Regions from separate parts of the Homo sapiens genome. Here region 2 is linked to region 1. Evidence: read pairs that join two places in POLR2A ChIA-PET (ENCODE). Cell type or tissue: OCI-LY7. All regions are shown on one strand. Each heading gives the region's core, and the rest is flanking DNA. Links, peaks and the distances in the headings are about the cores only.

What was found. ChIA-PET counts read pairs that join two places held together with the same protein. Peaks named below come from ENCODE experiments on the same cell type or tissue, not always from the same donor. Only the 100,000 strongest peaks of a DNase experiment are listed, where the experiment ranks them.
Region 2: POLR2A ChIA-PET joins it to region 1 with 7 read pairs; 8 of 35 experiments call an interaction of 5 or more read pairs at or near these places.

The regions. Positions count from the first base shown.
Region 1 is chr1:11,813,039-11,817,424 of GRCh38, reverse strand. It overlaps CLCN6 (chloride voltage-gated channel 6), which reads right to left. Exons shown (of 23, transcript NM_001286.5): 3 at 1,514-1,579; 4 at 745-810. Among named protein-coding and RNA genes, the nearest start is that of CLCN6, 9.0 kb to the right of the region's middle. In OCI-LY7, for the core only: no CTCF peak of the experiment used is centred there; a DNase peak (open chromatin) is centred at 2,194; H3K4me3 peaks cover 2,473 bases; H3K27ac peaks cover 3,580 bases.
Region 2 is chr1:11,878,305-11,882,690 of GRCh38, reverse strand. It overlaps the pseudogene SBF1P2. Among named protein-coding and RNA genes, the nearest start is that of NPPB, 22 kb to the right of the region's middle. RefSeq lists enhancers at 1-73, 2,003-2,503. In OCI-LY7, for the core only: CTCF peaks have their summits at 432 and 632; no DNase peak of the experiment used is centred there.

The sequences.
Region 1 (4,386 bases), core at 121-4,120:
CTATCTTCTAGATAACATTAACGACGTACGGGGAGGAGCCCAGGATAGCACCATAAACTCCCTGCATGAGATCAATAGCTATGGTGTGCCACCCTGTTCACTGGCACGCTGTGCTAAATGAAGGGCACGATGTTCACAGTTCCGTACCCACGACTTCGCTTTTTCCCTAAAGAGCGATCTCATGCCTGCCTAGAGTCCTAACCACTCGGGAGGCTGAGGTAGGAGGATCACCCAAGCCCAGAAGGTCGAGGCTGCAGTGAACTGTGATTACGCCACTGTGCTCCAGCCAGGGTGACAAAGCGAGACCCTGTCTCTATTTAAATTAAAAGAAAAAAAAAAGTAACTTTAACTTCCATTATTTACTCTACCCAATGCATTATCTACCCATTAGGGAGACATCTAGTTTACTAGGTAGATTAGAGATTATGATCCATAATCATATCATAAAAGATAAAGTCCTGCCCAAACCTTTGAGCGCTTCAAGAGCACCATTGTCATGTGTCTCGCTTTCATTTCACAAAGCAAAAGCAGGGGAAGTGTGAAAAACTGTGCCAGGATTATTCATTTAAAAAAAAAAAAGGGAAAAAAGAAAAGGCACTCTTGATTATAATGACAAGTGTTATTGCATTATAATGTTATAAATGTTATAATGACAAATGACAATGTTATTCACCAGGCCAGGGCTTTCCCTGTAAGCCCCTCCAGCCCTATGGCCCACCATCCCTCCAGGCCCTGCCTCCTCACCAGGCCAGTGCAGACTCCAATGGCAAACACCACCATCCACTTCACCGCCTCATATCTTCGACCTTTCTGTTCACACAGGAAAAGAATGATTCAGTTTACAGGGTTATGGTGGCAGAGGGGAAGAAATACATCTTGGCCAACCAGTTTTAAGCTAAATTCCACGTGGAGAGCAGGCACAGTAAAGATGATGTTGGGATTTCAGGTGCTTTACAGTGCAAAAATGATGGACTCTTAAGAGGCTGGGCAAGGTGCACTGACAGGGGGAACTCTGGTTGGCAGGATAAAGGCCTAGGGAATAAATGCCAACATAGGCCTACCTTGCAGATAGCATGGGTTTGGTTCTAGACCACCACAATAAAGCAAATATCACAATAAAGTGAGTCACACGAGTGTTTTGGTTACCCAGTGCATATAAAAGTGATGTTTACACTATACTGAGGTCTATAAAGTGTGTAATAGCATTATGCCTACAAAAATGTACCTACCTTAATTAAAAAATACTTTATGGCTAAAAAATGCAAACAAAATGCATGCTATTGGAAAAATGGCACCTTGCTCAACACAGGGTTGCCACCAACCTCCAGTTTGTAAAACCTGCAGTACCTGCGAGGTGAAATAAAGCAAAGCGCATAAAGTGAGGTCTGCCTGTATCGCATGAAAAGGTTCAAAAAACAAGGTGTAAAGATGTTTACTGGGGCCTTTAGAAGAGAAAAAAAATGCCATGTTAAGACTGATTTGATCCCCAGAGATGAAGAATTGTAAGACCCACCTTATTATCCATGGTCTCCAAAACTTCCAGGTAAGGGTCATTGATACAGCGATCATAATCCAAACTCTGAAAAGAGGCAAAGTTGAGTCAAAAGGTCATGTCAGGTGAGAAGACCTGCAAAGGGACAAACCTCTGGGTTCCTGCTACTCAACGTGTGGATGGGCAGAGCAGTGGTACCTGCAGCACCCAGGAGGAGCTGGTTCAAAATGCAGAATCTGGCTGGGTGCGGTGGCTCATGCCTATAATCCCAGCACTTTGGGAGGTCAAGGCAGGTGGATCACCTGAGGTCAGGAGTTCAAGACCAGTCTAGCCAACATGGTGAAACCCTGTCTCTACTAAAAATACAAAATTAGCCAGGCATGGTGGCGCGCACCTGTAGTCCCAGCTACTTTGGAGGCTGAGGCAGGAGAATCACTGGAACCTGGGAGGTGGAGGTTGTGGTGAGCCGAGATCGCACCACTGCACTCCAGCCTGGGTGACACAGCGAGACTCCGTTTCAAAAACAAACACAAAAACAAAATGCAGAATCTTAGACTCCTGCAGCCCTGCAGCCCCAGATGACTCAGATGCACATTAAAATTTGAGTGGTGTTGCTTTAGGTTCATACTTCATGCTTTAGGAGAAGTTTTAAATTACCTATTTTTAAACTTCCTGTTTTGGCAAAATATTTAAAGACCTTCAGCTATCATCAGCCTTATGAAACTTACTCCATTAGATATGAACAAAAGTTTCAGTTAGCCAGAACCAAATTAATTTAGAATGTCAATTAGTTATAATTATCTTTTGTAGTTAGTGTCTATGGAAATGAGGTTAGTCACAAGACAAACTAACATGGAAAGTATTTTTAAAAGCAACTTCCACTTTTTTTTTTTTTTTTTTGAGACGGAGTCTCGCTCTGTCGCCCAGGCTGGAGTGCAGTGGCGCAATCTCAGCTCACTGCAAGCTCCGCCTCCCGGGTTCACACCATTCTCCTGCCTCAGCCTCCTGAGTAGCTGGGACTACAGGCGCCTGCCAACACGCCCGGCTAATTTTTTTGTATTTTTAGTAGAGACGGGATTTCACCGTGTTAGCCAGGATGGTCTCGATCTCCTGACCTCGTGATCCGCCCTCCTCAGCCTCCCAAAGTGCTGGGATTACAGGCATGAGCCACTGCGCCTGGCCAACTTCCACTTTATGTTAGGAAGAGGCACAGATTCAGCTTGGCTCTCGGCTCCTAAAACTTCTACATCTGAAGCAGCATCCTTTACAACATGCATCACAAAACACAGAAATCCTGCAAGCAACTTGCAGGTATGCCACAGACATTTAGAGAAACAATTCAAAGGAAATCATTTTAGTTGTCTTGTTAGAGAAGCAGCAGTCTGGGCTGGGTGCAGTGGCTCACACCTGTAATCCCAGCACTTTGGGAGGCTGAGGCAGGAGGATCACTTGAGGCCAGAAGTTCGAGACCAGCCTAGGCAAGATGGTGAAACCCCATCTCTACTAAAAATACAAGTTAGCTGGGAGTGGTGGAGCACGCCTGTAATCCCAGCTACTCGGGAGGCTAGGGCAGGAGAGCTGCTTGAACCTAGGAGGCGGAGGTTGCAGTGAGCCAGCCAAGATCATGCCACTGCACTCCAGCCTGGGCAACAAAGTGAGACACTCTCAAAAAAAAAAAAAAAAAAGACGCAGCAGTTTGGCAACAAAGAAAAATAATGGTCGGCCATCAGCTCTCCTTCCCACAACCTGTTCCTACCCACATCAGCTGGACATTGGCTGGGTGGCAGCCACACTCCCAGACAATAGTTTCAAGTCAGCCAAACACATGTGATGAGTGACAATTTATTCTATCTATATGACTACCTAGAGTTAGTCCAAATTCTTTTTTTATGAGTCCTGGAGTACCAACAAGTGACTGAGTAAATCAATTATACATCCAAATATAGTAAACTATACACCAATAAAATGATTATAGTTAAGTCTATATAGAAAGATATGGAAAATCTCCAAAAATTATTCAGCAAAAGAGCAAGATGCAATTAAAAAATAAAAATAAAGCAGGATGGAGAATTAAAAGTATAATATCCCTTTTTGATTAAACAAAATTAGGATTATTTGTACGTCAGCATTCATAATGGGAAAACATCCGTGAGGTAGTGCTTAAGGAGATATTTGTTTCTGGGTGTTGTCTGAAATTCTCATAGCACAAATGGTGTGCTTTTTTATATTTTAAAAAATGATCGGCTGGGCGTGATGGCTCACGTCTGTAATTCCAGCAGTTTGGGAGGCCGAGATAGGTGGATCACTTGAGGCCAAGAGTTTGAGACCAGCCCGGCCAACATGGCGAAACCCCGTCTCTACCAAAAATACACAAATTAGGTGGGTGTGGTGGCACACACTTGTAATCCCAGCTACTAGGGTGGCTGAGGCAGGAGAATCGCTTGAACCCAGGAGGCAGAGGCTGCAGTGAGCCGAGATTGTGCTACTGCACTCCAGCCTAGGCGACAGAGTGAGACTCGGTCTCAAAAAAAAAAAAAAAATCTTTTTTACTGATCAGAAAAGAAACACAGTGATGAAAAAAGTACTTTTAGAAACTAGACTCATCCATAAGTGATTAAACATATATGCACCTACATATGTATTGTAGCGGCCAAGAGGAAAAGCTTCCCCTTTCACTCTCTAAAGGTCTGCTGAAAGTGAACCGACAAAAGGCAGATTAATGGGAGCAAAGGCATCCACTTATTTAACATGCATTGCACAGGGGAACTGCAGAATGATTACCCAATAATGCCAGCGAGGTACAGACGCTTCTATACTCTTCTTCACAGGGGAAGGGGAGATAGGGATGTGGGAGGAAATAATTCTTAGTGGGGAATGAATGGATCTGGGAAGCA
Region 2 (4,386 bases), core at 124-4,123, 65 kb before region 1:
GGTCTTGCTCTGTTGCCTAGGCTGGAGTGCAGTAGTGCGATCACAGCTCACTGCAGCCTCGACCTTCCGCAAGGTTTTAAAACGTGTTCATACCTTCACAAAAACTGACACCTGCTTACTGCAACAAGTGAAATTATTTTAAAAGGGCTGAGGAGCTTTGAGGGGAGAAAGGAGGAGGTGAATGAGAGGGGGATGGAGAAGCACTAAGAACAAAATCCAGCCCCTTCCCCCTTTCCCCAGCTGCCTCCTAAGCTGTCTCAGAGCTCTCCTCGAGCTGCCCTCCATGTGAGTTTCCTAAACCGTCTCGAAGCTCTCCTCCTGCGTCTGTATGAGTTTCCTGCGGCTGCTGTGTCAAATTGCCAACAACTCGGTGGCGTAAAACAAGACAGATGTATTATCTTATAGCTCCGGAGGCCAGAAGTCTAAAATCAGTATCCCTGGGCTGAAGTCGAGGTGTGGCAGGGCCGCCCTCTCTGGAGGCTGTCAGGGGAATACTTCCTGGCCTCTGCCGGCCTCTGGTGGCTCCAGGTGTTCCTTGGCTTGTGGCCGCATCACCCCAGTCTCTGCCTCCGTGGTCACACTGCCTTCCCTGCTTCTGTGTGTGGTGGTGTCGCCCTCTGCCTCCCTCTTGTATAATAAGAACACTTGTGATCATATTTAGGGTCCATTGCATAATCCAGGATGGTCTTCCCATCTCCGGAGCCTTAATTTAGTCACCACTGCAAAAGTTTAGTCACCTCTGCAAAGTCTGTTTATTGCCATATAAGGTGAGATTCCCAGGTTGCAGGGATTAGGGAGTGGACGTCTTTGCGAGGGCATTAATTAGCCCACCTACCCTCCCTCTCCAGCCCCACCAGCCTGCCAGGGCTCCTCAAACCACTACATTCCTTCCACCCCTGCCTCCTCAAGCGCTGGCTTTGGCTCTGTCCTCTGCTGGGATGCTCTTCCCCGAACCCTGGCTCCTCCTTATTCCCCTGAGCTCAGTTTAAACATCACCTCCTTGATGACAACCTCTGACCCATTCCAAGAAAAGAGGTGTGCCCAGTTACCCTTTGTGCCTGGCACATAGTAGCTGCCCACTGCAAAAGTGTTGGTGACTGACAGGCATAGAAACCTGAGCACTCGACAGCCCTGAAGGGGAAGCCTGGCTTCCTGATGCCTGGAACGTTCCTTGAGCCTTTCCTTGCCTTTGTTCTCCCACACCTGGGCAGAGGCCATCCATGTTGGGCAGAGTTCGAGGTCTATGTCTGCACTGGCCTAGGCCTCAGGGGATGGGGCCCTGGTTTTTTTCCCACCAAAGCCCATAGAGTAGAATGGGGTGGGGAGGGGAGGGGAGCGGAGGGGAGGGGCAGCACACATGTCAGCTTCCGCTGTGGGCCCTGGACAGGAAAGGTCACTGAAGGGACAGCGTCTCAGGGCCCAGCTCTGCAACATCTGGCTCACGGCCTGCCTTCCCAGCATGTCCCAGAGGCCCTTGAGGACAGAGTGGCAGGTGACAGCACTGACATTAGTGCCAGACTTCCTGGGCCACTGCCACCCACAGGGAGGGGCTTTGGGGAAGGCATCTGGCCTTTCTGTGTCCAGTATAATAAAAATAAGAGCCAACTTTTATGGAACACTGACTCAGCTCCAGGCTGTGCTCATTCAGTCCTCGCAGTCACTGAGATAATGGACTTCAGTGTGTAGAACCATTCATGGCAGCTGATATGTGCCCAAGAAACTGAGTTATTTCCCGGGGGCTCTTTGAAGGCTCTTGGTGTTTATCTGAACACAGAAGATGGAAGGGGGGAAAGATGGAGGCGGGAGGGAGGGAGAGAGGGACCAGGCTGCAGGGTCAAATGTCCTGGAATAAGTGCTTCAGTTCCCTGGAGGTGATTTCTGGATGATTTGTCTTGCTCTGTATGATTTCTTTATGTATTTATTATTTTTTTTTGGCATTAGCTCTCTGTTTATATAGACTCTGGTTCTAGAAACAACTCGCCTGCAGCCGGCTGGCTGGACCAGCACACGCTGACAGGGCTGGGCTATTTACAGGCCCATTGCGGGCTGTACCTTGGTCACCTCCAGGGACAGTGCTCAGCTGTGACCCCAAAATAAGTTAGGGCCAGCTGGGTGGGGCGGGGCGGGATGGGGCAGGGGCTGTATGCACCATGTGCTGGGGGCTCAGGGCCTCAATATTGTTGAGGGCTGGGGCAGTAAAGATGGCTGGGGCAGCCCTGCCCACCCCTAGTGGTCAGTAACGACCGGAAGCAGAGCAGCTGGGCGGGGCCGGGAGGCTCAGGTGTCTGACAGGCAGCTCTGGATCCCGTCCACCCACTGCTGGGCCAAGGGCATATCCTGGGCACAGATGTTGTAAACGCAAAGTGTTGTCTTCACGTCAAAGAAAGCCTTCTCATCCATGGTCTTAGGGCGTGCCCCTGCCACAGCCTCCACCTCCGCCAGTCGATGACACCCTTGCACTCTGTGTCCACACAGTGGTTGCAGTAGCACAGCTGGTGCTGGTCTTGTCCAACATGAACCAGCGGGCCTTCCAAGGCTTCATGAAGGCCTCCTTCTTCTACAGAGTGCCCTCGTTGGACCCGTTCTCACTCTCAGCTCTCTGGAACTGGCTGCACAGGGTGCTGGTGCTGTGGCGGGCAGCCTGGCAGGAGCCAGAAGCGGTCGAGCCACTACTCTGGTCGCTGTCCAGGCTGAGGCTCAGGGTGGAGCCCACGGGCCCCTCCGGCAGTCACACACCCAGGAACGGTGGTGGTGGGGTGCAGTGGACACTAGAAGGGAGCTAGGGGTGCCACTTCCGTCTGGCCAGCCTTCCAGGCGCTGTGCAGCCTTCACCTGGTCCCAGGTGTCCTTCCATCACTGAGGGCATTAGCCCAGCTCTGTCTCCAGCCTCTGCAGCTCCTCCAGCAGAAGTGAGATAGCATCAGGCTGGGGTCAGGGGCAGCTGTCGTAGCAGGGCCACGCCACGCGGTGCCTGCACTGGGGAGCACCTCCGTCAGACCGTTCTTCCTCCAGGGGCCCAGGGGGCCCCTGGGCCAGTTCCCAGTCATAGGGAGGGCCCTTGGCCAGTATCTCCTCAGTGTAGAAATCCCACACCTTCAGGTTGGACACGTTGCTGTAGGGCTGCGGGAGCTCTGTGTCCTCGGGTGCATGCATGTAATTGTAGAACATGGGCGTCCTCTTGCTCAGCCGGTCCACACACTCCCACAAAGACCTGCACAGCAGCTGGCCCCTGCGTTCCCCCTTCTCCTCATACAGCAGCCCCAGCTCAATGCTCTCAGGGTCAGAGTCAAGTAGGAAGGTCCGGAACGGCGGGACATATGGTGGCAGCCGAGGAACCTGAGGTAGAACTGGCTGAACTCAAACTCCATGGAGAACTGCAGATGGACCTGGTGTTACACAGTCCAGGAACTACAGGAAGGCAGGTGTGAAGCCGCTGCTCTGCCCAGCCAGGGTGTGGGCTCCACGGTGGCTGAAGGGATGACTGAAGGACAACCACTTCTTCTCCACTGGCAGGCGGAAGCTCTCCAGCGTGCAATAGAAGGGGTCTGAGAGCAGCTGCACCAAGGATACCACCTGGGAGGTGATGTCCCAGCCATCCTCCAGGCCCACCAGCACAGAGGAGTCTGAATCCAGGGGCTCCACCACCAGCACTGGCACCTGCAGCAGCTTGTGGATTGGGGTCAGCCGCTCCGAGTCCTCCAGCAAGCACAGGAAGGAGGCTGGGCTGGGCTCAGCAGCGGGGCAGCCCGGGACACATGCCTTCAGCAGCTTCTTGAAGTTGGCCTTCACCTGCTGTTCCTCGAATACCTCAATGGGCACCAGCTCCCACTGCTGCAGGGAGTCTGGCCGCACACCCTTGAGCTGGGCTTTGTTCCCGAGGATGTAGAGGGCTACTCGCTGCAGCCGCAGGAAGCCCGGGTGGGCGAGGGGGCCCTGTTGCCTGGGGTGGGGCCAGCACGTCTCTGCCAACTAACCAGGAGCCCATATTGGCACCAAGCCCACTGCTGCGCCCGCTGGTCTGGACACTGCCCCACTTACTTCGGGGTGCAGTCCATCTGGAGGGCAAGGGCGCCATGGGGTTGGACAGTGTGATGACCCTGGCTCTGGGGCTGGGAATGTGACTGCCCATGTGGGCTGAGGAGAAGCCGGTAAGCATGTTGCGTCCCGACGCGTCGGCATAGTGGGGCATGGAACTGACCACAGCCTGCAGGTACTTCTCCTGCTCCAGGCTACTCGAGTCCACCTGGGACTGGCCTGGAGAAGGTGCGTTCTGGGCCTTGAAGAGGCCGAGGACACCTCTGCCCTGCAGGCCCCAGAGCGCAGCAGCACTGCCTTGGACCACCCGCTGCACCAGCAGATTACGGGGAAGCAGTTCTGGTAGTAGCA